Regions from separate parts of the Homo sapiens genome. Here region 2 is linked to region 1. The links are chromatin loops, found by intact Hi-C in ENCODE. Cell type or tissue: psoas muscle. All regions are shown on one strand.

Region 1 (5,000 bases):
AAACACAAATGGCCAGACTTCAGGGGAAGATTACCTTCCCACTCCATCCTCTTTCCAGCTCCCCTTCCTGCTAAGAACCACTTCCACTGGCAATAAAATCCCCCATGTTTACTATCCTTCAATTCATTCGTATGACCTGATTTTTCCTGGACACCAGACAACAGCTTGGGGTACAGAAAGCTGTCACAGTGACCCTCTGCCCTCGTGAAAAGGCAGAGGGTCCACTGAGCTGTTAAACACTTAAGCCGTCTGTGGACAGCCAAGCTCAAAGCGCTGCCTGTAATACATGCCCTCTGGGGCTTCAAGGGTCATGGGTACCACCCCCTGCAAGATGCTGCCGTGGGGCCTGCATGGAGTTTTGCACCTGCCAGCGCCTGAAAGCATTAACTCCAGCTCCTGCACCCACTCACCTGTGTGCTCCTCTTCCCACGAGGGGTTGAAAGCTGCAGGCTGAGTAAATGAGGCATCCTTGTCACAAGGCCCATGAAAGGGTCAGGGAAAATTTCCATTTTCAGTTAAGTTGGGACCATCTGGACTGCTTTTTGGCAGCTGGGCTGCCAACATACTCTTCTCAGACAGTTCTCTCTGCTGCCTCTCTTCTCTCTTTCCCAGGCCTGATTTATTCTGGATGGTTCAAGTTCCATCTGAGTACAATGTTCTCTAGAGTGGTCTATGGGGAGGCGGAGGCAAAGAGGATCACTTGAGGCCAGGAGTTCAAGACCAGCCTGCGCAACAGTAGTGCCACTCCTTCTCTACAAAAAATAAACATAAATTAGCAGGATGTGGTAGTGAGCATCTGCAGTCCCAGCTACTCGGGAGGCTGAAGCAGGAGCATTACTTGAACCCACACTTCAAGGCTGCAGTGAGCTATGATTGCACCACTGTACTCCAACCTGGGTGACAAGATACAGAGACCCTGTCTCTAAAAAAAAAAAAAAATACATATATATATATATATATATATATATATATATATATAGAGAGAGAGAGAGAGAGAGAGAGAGAGAGAGAGGACCAGGAGCAGTGGTGCACAACTGTAATCCCAGCACTGTGGGAGGCTGAGGTGGGTGGATCACCTGAGGTCAGGAGTTCGAGACCAGCCTAACATGGTGAAACCCCGTCTCTACTAAATACAAAAAATTAGCTGGGCATGGTAGTGCATGCCTATAATCCCAGCTACTCAAGAGGCTGAGGGAGGAGAGGCACTTGAACCTGGGAGGCGAAGGTTGCAGTGAGCTGAGATCATGCCATTGCACTCCAGCATGGGCAATAAGAGCGAAACTCTGTATCAAAAAATAAAAATAGAGTGTCTAGATATTTCTCCTGGAGATTAATTCACTTTCTTCCCTATTTATATAGTCATCTCATAGAATGTCATGTTGTTCCATGTTGTTGCAGAAAGACTACAGATTTACCTGCTTTTCCAGATTTGTTGGTAGTGTTTTCTACAATGCTGATCCTAACCCAAATTGTGATGGGAGACAGAGTTTTCTCTGGAGTCCCCTCTCTACTCTTTATTGTAGTCTCCATCCCATATTTTGGATCTTAAGCTGTTTCCCAAACAAAATCCTTTTCAAGACAAAATTTGAAACCAACTCATCCCAAGCGTAAGTGGTTGTCAACAACTATCAGCTCAACTTGTTAACTCTACCATTTTGAAAGAGGCAGAGTCTGAAAGCAAAGGCCTCATGCACTTAAATTAGAGAATAGGGATATTATTCACTTTTAAGGAATAGTAAACAAGGAAGAGAGAGAGTTTGTTGCTCAAAGAAGCTTTCCTGGTGCCCCAGAAATCACATTAAATAACCAAATGGCAGTTTGTAATGTTCCCTGCATTCCCTATTTTAATATCTCAGAATTGGCAAATGGGGATTTAAAACAATAATGACCGTTGATTCATTAGCTGATTCAATTCGTTTCCAGACATTATAAGACCTCCCTCAACCCTCAATAAAACAACAAGCAATTTAAACCCCATATTACCCAAACATCATATCTTTCCTTATGAGAAAAAAATACGCTTATAAATGGAAAGGATAGTTTTTTTTTCTTACTCAATCCTTTAAAGTGTCTACCATAGCAAGATGAACAGTGTAAGCATTCAATGACTTTATTGGGTAAATATCAGAGTTTTACCTATTAATGCATTCCCAGAGATAGCCTTGATGTCAGTCTTAACAGTGTATTATTTGTTTAGTTATTTATTTTTTAGATGGAGTCTTGCGCTCTTGCCCAGGCTGGAGTGCAATGGCACAATCTCAGCCCACTGCAACCTACACCTCCTTGGGTTCATGCAGTTCTCCTGCCTTGGCCTCCCAAGTAGCTGGGATTACAGACTTGCACCACCACAGCCGGCTAATTTTTGTGTTTTCAGTAGAGACGGGGTTTTGTCACGTTGGCCAAGCTGGTCTCAAACTCCTGACCTCAAGTGATCCATCTGCCTTGGCCTCCCAAAGTGCTGAGATTACAGGCATGAGCCACCATGCCCAGCCAACAGTGTATAATTAGTAATGTATATCAGCTGAAATTTCATACAGTCTTATCTATATATTTGCCTTAAGATAAAGTTTACAAAGAAAATATTCACCATTTTCAACTAAAATTTTGAATATTTTCTTAGGAAACAAAAAAATGCCTATTTATCTAGACCTAAAATTCAATATATTTGATACCAACATATATATGTATATTTATTTATTTGTATTTATGACCAGCCTTCCAAAATCATGTTCAACTTTATTCTTAAATTGACTTCTGTCAGCAATTTTTTCCAATTTCTTATTTTTAGCAATATTATTTCTTTTTCTTGTTTTGCAAATATTAGTGATGATAATACTAATAAGTATTTGCACCCTTGAAACCTCGTGCTTTTCTTAGTTTTTAAAAGTCTTCACGTATAGTATTATTGATTTCACCCTCACATATATCCATGAAATAGCAAGAGGGAAAAAGAGCTGAATGTTTATCACAAAACAGACAGCAAAATGCACCAGCTGCTCTTCCGGGAGACCTAGTCAGGAAGCGAGGGGTGGAAAACAGGTGAGAAATATTCTGACAGGGAGGAGCAATGAGGGGTGCCACTAGGTTGCTCTTGTCCCCTACCAGAGAGATTTTTAAAATCCATATTGTTCTTCATCAGTCAAATACCCATTTGCTTTTTGAGCCAAAATGTGATTTTAAAGAAAGTACTTAAGAGATGGAACAGGGCCAGGCAGATCCCAGCACTTTGGGAGGCTGAGACGGGCAGATCACTTGAGGCCAAGAGTTTGTTTGAGACCAGCTTGGCCAACATGGCGAAAACCCATCTCTACAAATGTACAAAAATTAGCTGGGTGTGGTAGTGCACGCCTGTAATCACAGCTACTCGGGAGGCTGAGGCACGAGATTCGCTTGAACCCGGAAGAGAGAGGAGGCAGTAAGTGAGATCTTGCCACTACACTCCAGCCTGGCAAGAAAGCAAGATCATGTCTCAAAAGAAAAAAAAAAAAAGAGAGAGAGAGAGAGAGAGAGAGAGATGGAACAATCACAGCCCAAAGATGAACATTCTGTCAAATACCGAGCCTCCCTGGTTTCTTGCTGAAGCTTGGGAAATCCCCTGGCTTTGCATTTCTGTGGACTCTCAACATCCATTCCCTCCCTTCCTTCCAACGCCTCCTTTTTCAGCGTTTTAGAATTGGGCCAATTACAATGGAGATATGGATATATCTCCAGAAAAGTCAATCTGCAAGGAAAAATTAACCATACAGTATTTTGAAAGCTGCCTAGCAGCAGAAAACACATCGCCACGGGCTTGCATAAACTGTGCCTAAATTTTGGAAATCATAAGTGGATGTGAATGTAACACTCCTGAGTTACACATTGGGTGTGGCCCTCAGAAAATCCTATCAGAGTACACTGGCATTTAATAGACCATTTCCTCTGTTGTTATGGGGCATCCTGACAATGTATTGTACAAATTTGCCACATAAACTGGTAATAGCCCTTAGGAAAGCAGTTTAGCTGTGGTGTCGAGAATGATTTAAATGTTTATCCCCTTTCACATAATAATCTCACTCAAGCCTGGCACGGTGGCTCACGCCTGTAATCTCAGCACTTTGGGAGGCCGAGGCAGGAGGATCACTTGAGCCCAGGAGTTCAAGACCAGCCTGGGCAACATAACAAGACCTTGTCTCTACAAAAAAAAAATTAGCCGAGCATGATGACACATGCCTGTAGTCTCAGCTACTCAGGAGGCTGAAGTGGAAGGATTGTTTGAGTCCAGGAGGCTGAGGCTGCAGTGAGCTGTGATTATGCCAGTGTGCTCTAACCTGGGAGACAGAGTGAGACCTTGTCTCTAAAAAACAATAATAATAATAATAACAATAAAATAACAATCTCGCTCACTCCTGGAAATTGATCCTAATAAATCTTTTTTGTCAAGCTATGTATTTAAAGATGTTTATTACAGTGGAATCTGTAAGGAGGGATGGGTGTGAAAAAGGGATACATAACTTATTCAATATTACTTGAATAGCTATGTGAATTATAGCATATATATCCTGTAAAATGTTATGCTGCAATTGAAAAGTTTAATTATGTAACAATGTAGAAGAATGTCAATAATATCATATTAAGTAGAAACAGCAGAATATAAAATTGTACATGCCCTCTGATTAAGAAACTGTAAAAAATACTAATGTCTGAAGAACAGAGCCTGGAAGGGACTAAAGAAAATCAGAACAAATATATTCAGATGCTGCAACAGAGTTGTCTGGGGGGTTCTTTCAAAAGTTCCTTTTAGCTGGGCACGATGGCTCACATCTGTAATCCCAGCACTTTTGGAGGCTGAGGCCGGCAGATCACCTGATGTCAGGAGTTCAAGACCAGGCTGGCCAACATGGTGAAACCCCATCTCTACGAAAAATACAAAAATTAGCCAGGCGTGATGGTGCGTGCCTGTAGTCCCAGCTACTTGGGAGGCTGAGGCAGGAGAATCGCTTGAACCCTGGAGGCAGAGTTTG
Region 2 (5,000 bases), 450 kb after region 1:
AGCAAAGCCATCAAATGTCAACCAACACACCAAGGAAGGTCCTTGCAGATGGAACACAGGGAAACTGTTATCTCACAGGAGTGGTACCAGCACGTAAGGGAGTCAAGCGCAGCAAATTCTAAGGTGCAGAGAAATGGACCACTGTCAATTTCCAGGAACTCATTTCACTCCTGTCTTTTCACATTAATGTTTCTCCTTTCCAGGAAAGCCAAGGAAAAGACTTTTCATCCAACTGGCTTAGGAGGCAAGACAGAAACCTTTTCCGCATAAGATCCTATCACAGCTGGGCAAATTCTGTACCTAAATCTTTGGAGATGAGTGGCCTCTCGGTGTTTTCATTATTTATAATTAATTGTTCATTTATCAGACTTTGTGGAGTGTCTCAATGGGCAGCGAGGTGTGAGGCACAGGGAGTATGTGGTAAAGCCCTCAAGCCCTCTGCCTTCACGCAGCATCCATTTGGGGGGATGCACCCCCAACCCAAGGCGGGGGTGTGTGCTGTGGTGTCACAGGAAGTGCTGCCTTTCTCGAATGGGGCTGTGTTTACACAGGGCCAGGAGAACTAGATGCTGAATTGGGGTCAGGCTTCAGGAGTCCTGGCTTTTGGGACCACTTTGACACTTCCTGTCTTCACAGCCGTCATCCTATTTCAGGATTCTTATCCCCAAAACAGGAATATTAACACAGCTCCGCCTGTCTCTGCAGGTCATCAAGAGCAAGCACCTAGTGAGTGTGAAAGCATCTTCAGTGTGGGAGTTGCTGTATAGATGCAGAGTTTTACTACTGAAAGGAGGAATACTACTGTTGATTTGTTTTTGTTTCTCGGTTGTTGTGCGTGTGTTTTGTTGTTGTTGTTGTTGTTTTACCATCTTGGTCCTAAGTAGCTCGTTTGCCGGCCCAGCCTTAATGGCCAGTTGGCTCCAAGTCAGAAGACATGATCTCCTCCCCCATTCTCCATGCCATTGTTTAAAGCCCCTCCTGAGGAATGGGCTGCCTTGGTGTTTTGTCAGTTCAAACCACATCCTGCCTGTTTCCACTTTCCATAAGACAACTCGCAACACCGGTGGTTTTCAGATGTGGCCGGCTTCTTGGTGAAGCGATAGCAGAGGCCTTGTTCACAGAAGTGAAAATAATTCACCCAGTGGTTAGCACATCAGGTGTGGGCATTGAGTGTACCCCGCTCCCTGCTTGATCCCAATCCCTGGTTGGGTTTGGGAGTGGACGGCTGCCCAACCTCCTGGCACTGTCTTGACCCACAGCCTTCTCTGGGATGAGGACTAAGCCAGAAGCAGTAAGGACAGAGGTGTCTCAGGCTGTCCAGGCCTGGCCTGAATCCCATGACAGCAAGGGTGTGGCCTGCAGAAGCTGGAAACGACCACGGTGGCCTTCTAGTAACTTTACAGATGAGGAAACTGAGTCCAGAGAGGGCTGGTCAGTTGCAGGCAGAGCCTGGACTGGCACCTGGGTCTCTGGGCTCCAGGCTCAAGTTCATTCTAAGCAGACCAGTTGTACCCATCGCTGTAATTGAAAGACTTGTTGGCATCAACAGAACTAGTAACTGGGTTTGGTCCTGGTGACCAAGGGGCACATCTCCCAGCTGGAAGCTGTTTGCTAAGAGCAAGGTTACGGCCCGCACTGGGCTACCAAACAACAGAGCAAGCCCACGCTCAGGGCATCAGCAAGCAGGGTTATGAAATAAAACAAACATTTGAAAGAATTCGACACTTGAAGAAGAAAAAGAGGAGGTGAAGGAGGGCAGAAGGAAAGTCGGAAGCAGCAGCAGCAGCCAGTCATCATGAGAAAATCAGAGCTTTGTGGGATTTTAAAACTTGTGGTTTGGAAACGTTTTTATTATTTAGATGCATGAGGGCAGACACCACCATCTTTTAAATGTTCACAGGAGGCCAAAGTATGCAAGAGCCACGGCCTAAAGCAGGGCTGTGGGCAGAGCCAGACCTGGGCCGTCAGAGTCCAGGGAAGGGCTCAGGACCGGGCTGTGCAGCGTGTCCCGAGTGTATCACCCACAGCCCCACGATGTGCAGTGGGCAGACCAGGCCAGCAGACACATGGCCCTCTATCTCTACTTCCTTCTGGGAGGGTCTGGGAGGCTAAGGTAGCCCTGACCATAGAAAACATGGATTTTCCAAGACGTCTTCCCTGGAGACTTCTGCTCTTGAACAATGCTTATCTATCACAAGGTTGAGGGCTCTCCTTATCTTTCAAGAGTATGAGGTGGCCTGTAAATGCTTCACTTATTAACTCAGCTCTGATTCTCCCTGGGAGGCCAAGGGCTGAGTGAAACTCTAACGTGGGCATGTGGACAGCTTGTGGTGCCCTGTAGCTCTGCACCATGGGCCTGCAGGTGCACAGCCAGTCCCATGGCCTCCAGAGGAGCAGCGCAAACCCTTAGCCTGGGTGGGGAAGGAGCACAGCGCCAACAGAACTACTGCTGGAGTGGGCCCCTGTCTATCACCAGCACCTGGAAGTGCCCCATCCCAGGCCTGTCCCAGCCCGGCATCTGAGCTAATTACAGCTCCGTTGTGGGGAGAGTCAGCCGTGTCAGTTTAACTGACAGCCCAGATAAGAGGTACTGGGCAGAGTCTCACAGGTTGCACAACAAACCACTCTGCCAACTGAGGGCAGAGGCAAGTCTTTTTCAGTCCCTATGGTCAGAAACGAATTTCCTGGATGGCTGTCTTCTCCACCTCCTCTCCATCTCTTATTTTTAGTTTTCAGGTTGGTCTGAATTAGGTTTTGGCTTTTTGGGGGTGGGGTGGGGGGAGGATGATGGGTGATTTTTTCTTTCACTCATTTAAGCATCAGCCTCGTATCTGGCATCTGGCCTGTGCCTTCCTTTCATGGTTCAAGATGTGCCCAGGGCTGTCGTATGTCATTGGCCAGGGTTGGGAGCCCATAACGCCAAGGCCACCAGCTCCACTGTGATGAGCAGATGAGCTTGGCCATGTGGCAAACAGTGAATTTAGTGCTGCAGCATGTTCAGCGGATTCATGAAGTCTTCTGCTCATTCAAGAAGGGATGTTCTCCCTGACAGCTGCATCCCCAAACTCACACCAAACAGCTTGCCAGTCAGGTGCCCCCACCCCCGTGCTATGAAGCTCTCCCCATAGAAGATCAATCAGCCTTCCTCTCCTGTGGGCTCCACCTGCACCCCTCGCTCCAACACCATCTGCCCACACCGTCCTGTGTAGTTGCTGTCCATTTATTCCATCTCCATTATAGTGTCTGTCTGAACAGCAAATATGAGGCTTCACAGAAGCATTGAAGATCTAAAAAGCATTTGTAACTGACTGTAAGCGAATTCAGCATGAGGCCTCAGGTGGCATACGAGCCTCTGGCACTTTCGTCTTACCCACACTTGAGACACTGTAGATCTCAAGGCAACATCAGGACCATCCAGGGCAGGTGGCAACAATTTTCTTTTAAAATTCCAAGGTAGCTTAAGCCAAGCCTGTAAGTGGATTGATAGGCCTCAGGTTCAAGACCAGAGAAAAAGAATAGGAGAGAAAAGTGACCCTCAAATGGCCAAGAAAAAGAAGGCAGGAGAGAAAAGAGGGAGGGCCACCCACGGTTTGCACAGGTGCCATCTCCAGAGCCATGGGGTGCTGCACCTGAGGCTGCAGCTCCTGGGCACAGCGGACCCGACCCTCCTGAACCAGGGGACCAGCAGCACAGGCAGCCGATGTGTGGCTCTCTCCAAGCTCTGAGCTTGGGGGCACTGAGTGGAGGGGAATATCCAGTTCGGAGGACCTGACGCTTCTGGCTCTCTGCTCCTCCAGGCTCAGCTGTTGAGTGCAGACACAGGCTCTGGGAGGCCAAGGACTTCATGACTGGGCTCACTCCCAGCAGGGCAAGTGGGGTCCTGGGGCCTGAGCCCCTGGCTATCTGCCACTGCTCTCTCAGACACCACGAAGGAGGCTCCGCAAAACACCATGTCCCTAACAAAACGGGATTTGACCGATTCTGTTGCACATTCAAGGTGTTAAAGCTCCAACCTGAATAAAGGCTGTGCAACTACATAATGCTGTAAACAGAGCCTCTGTGGAGCGCGTGCGTGTGTGAGCTTAGCTCCGAGCCCACATTCTCCTAGAGTGGTGGAGGGTCTCATCCCACCTCCCAGTCCCTCCTGGGCCCGCCCCCAGGAGCTAACCAGCGTCCGGAATGGCCTGGCTTTGGGTCTTCGCCGTGGCTATAGCCTCTCTACCTGGACCATCTGATTCCTGTTCTGAGCTGAGCCTCCAGCCCTAGGGTGTAGGGAGGCGGAGCTCACCCTCTTTTCCCTCCCCGTGAAGCCGCCTTCCTGTGCGCTAATGTTTTACCCTGGCTGAATTTAAACAGATGTGGTCAAGGATGGCGGGTCCCCAACGTGACCTCCCTGGCTCTGCTATGCATGCCTAATCCCCGTCCCCCAATCGATCACTCCCCGGACTCTCCCCTTCTCCCCTCTCCTATGCGACCACCAGTTGCTCACCAATAATTCGAAACTGCCTTTTTGACAGAGAAAATGAGTGTCAGCTGTTTGCCTACCACGCCTGATTCTAAGAATTAAAGTGAACAAAAAGTTAAGAGAGTGAATGTTGATCACAACAGAGTTCACTGGTAATGAAATGAGATTCCTGGAAACGTACTCTTCACCCTGGAGCTGGTTAAGAAGGAGATAGAGACCATCCTGGCTAACATGGTGAAACCCCGTCTCTACTAAAAATACAAAAAAATCAGCCGGGCGTGGTGGCGGGCGCCTGTAGTCCCAGCTACTCAGGAGGTTGAGGCGGGAGAACGGCCTGAACCCGGGAGGCGGAGCTTGGAGTGAGCCGAGATCGCACCTCTGCACTCCAGCCTGGGTGACAGAGCGAGACTCCGTCTCAAAAAGGAAGAATAAGAAAACACAGGCCAGGCACGGTGGCTCACGCCTGTAATCCCAGCACTTTGGGAGGCTGAGGCCGGCGGATCACTTGAGGTCAGGAGTTCGATGAAACCCCGTC

Evidence for each region. A loop is a pair of places that touch in the nucleus more often than their neighbours do. Peaks named below come from ENCODE experiments on the same cell type or tissue, not always from the same donor. Only the 100,000 strongest peaks of a DNase experiment are listed, where the experiment ranks them.
Region 2: it touches region 1 in a loop (6-fold over the local background); 2 of 110 quality-filtered maps call a loop at or near these places.

Annotation. Positions count from the first base shown.
Region 1 is chr18:62,644,628-62,649,627 of GRCh38, forward strand. No RefSeq gene overlaps it. Among named protein-coding and RNA genes, the nearest start is that of PHLPP1, 68 kb to the right of the region's middle. In psoas muscle, no CTCF peak of the experiment used is centred here; no DNase peak of the experiment used is centred here.
Region 2 is chr18:63,097,684-63,102,683 of GRCh38, forward strand. No RefSeq gene overlaps it. Among named protein-coding and RNA genes, the nearest start is that of BCL2, 220 kb to the right of the region's middle. RefSeq lists enhancers at 1,075-1,204, 1,235-1,304, 1,335-1,394. In psoas muscle, no CTCF peak of the experiment used is centred here; a DNase peak (open chromatin) is centred at 2,518; H3K27ac peaks cover 694 bases.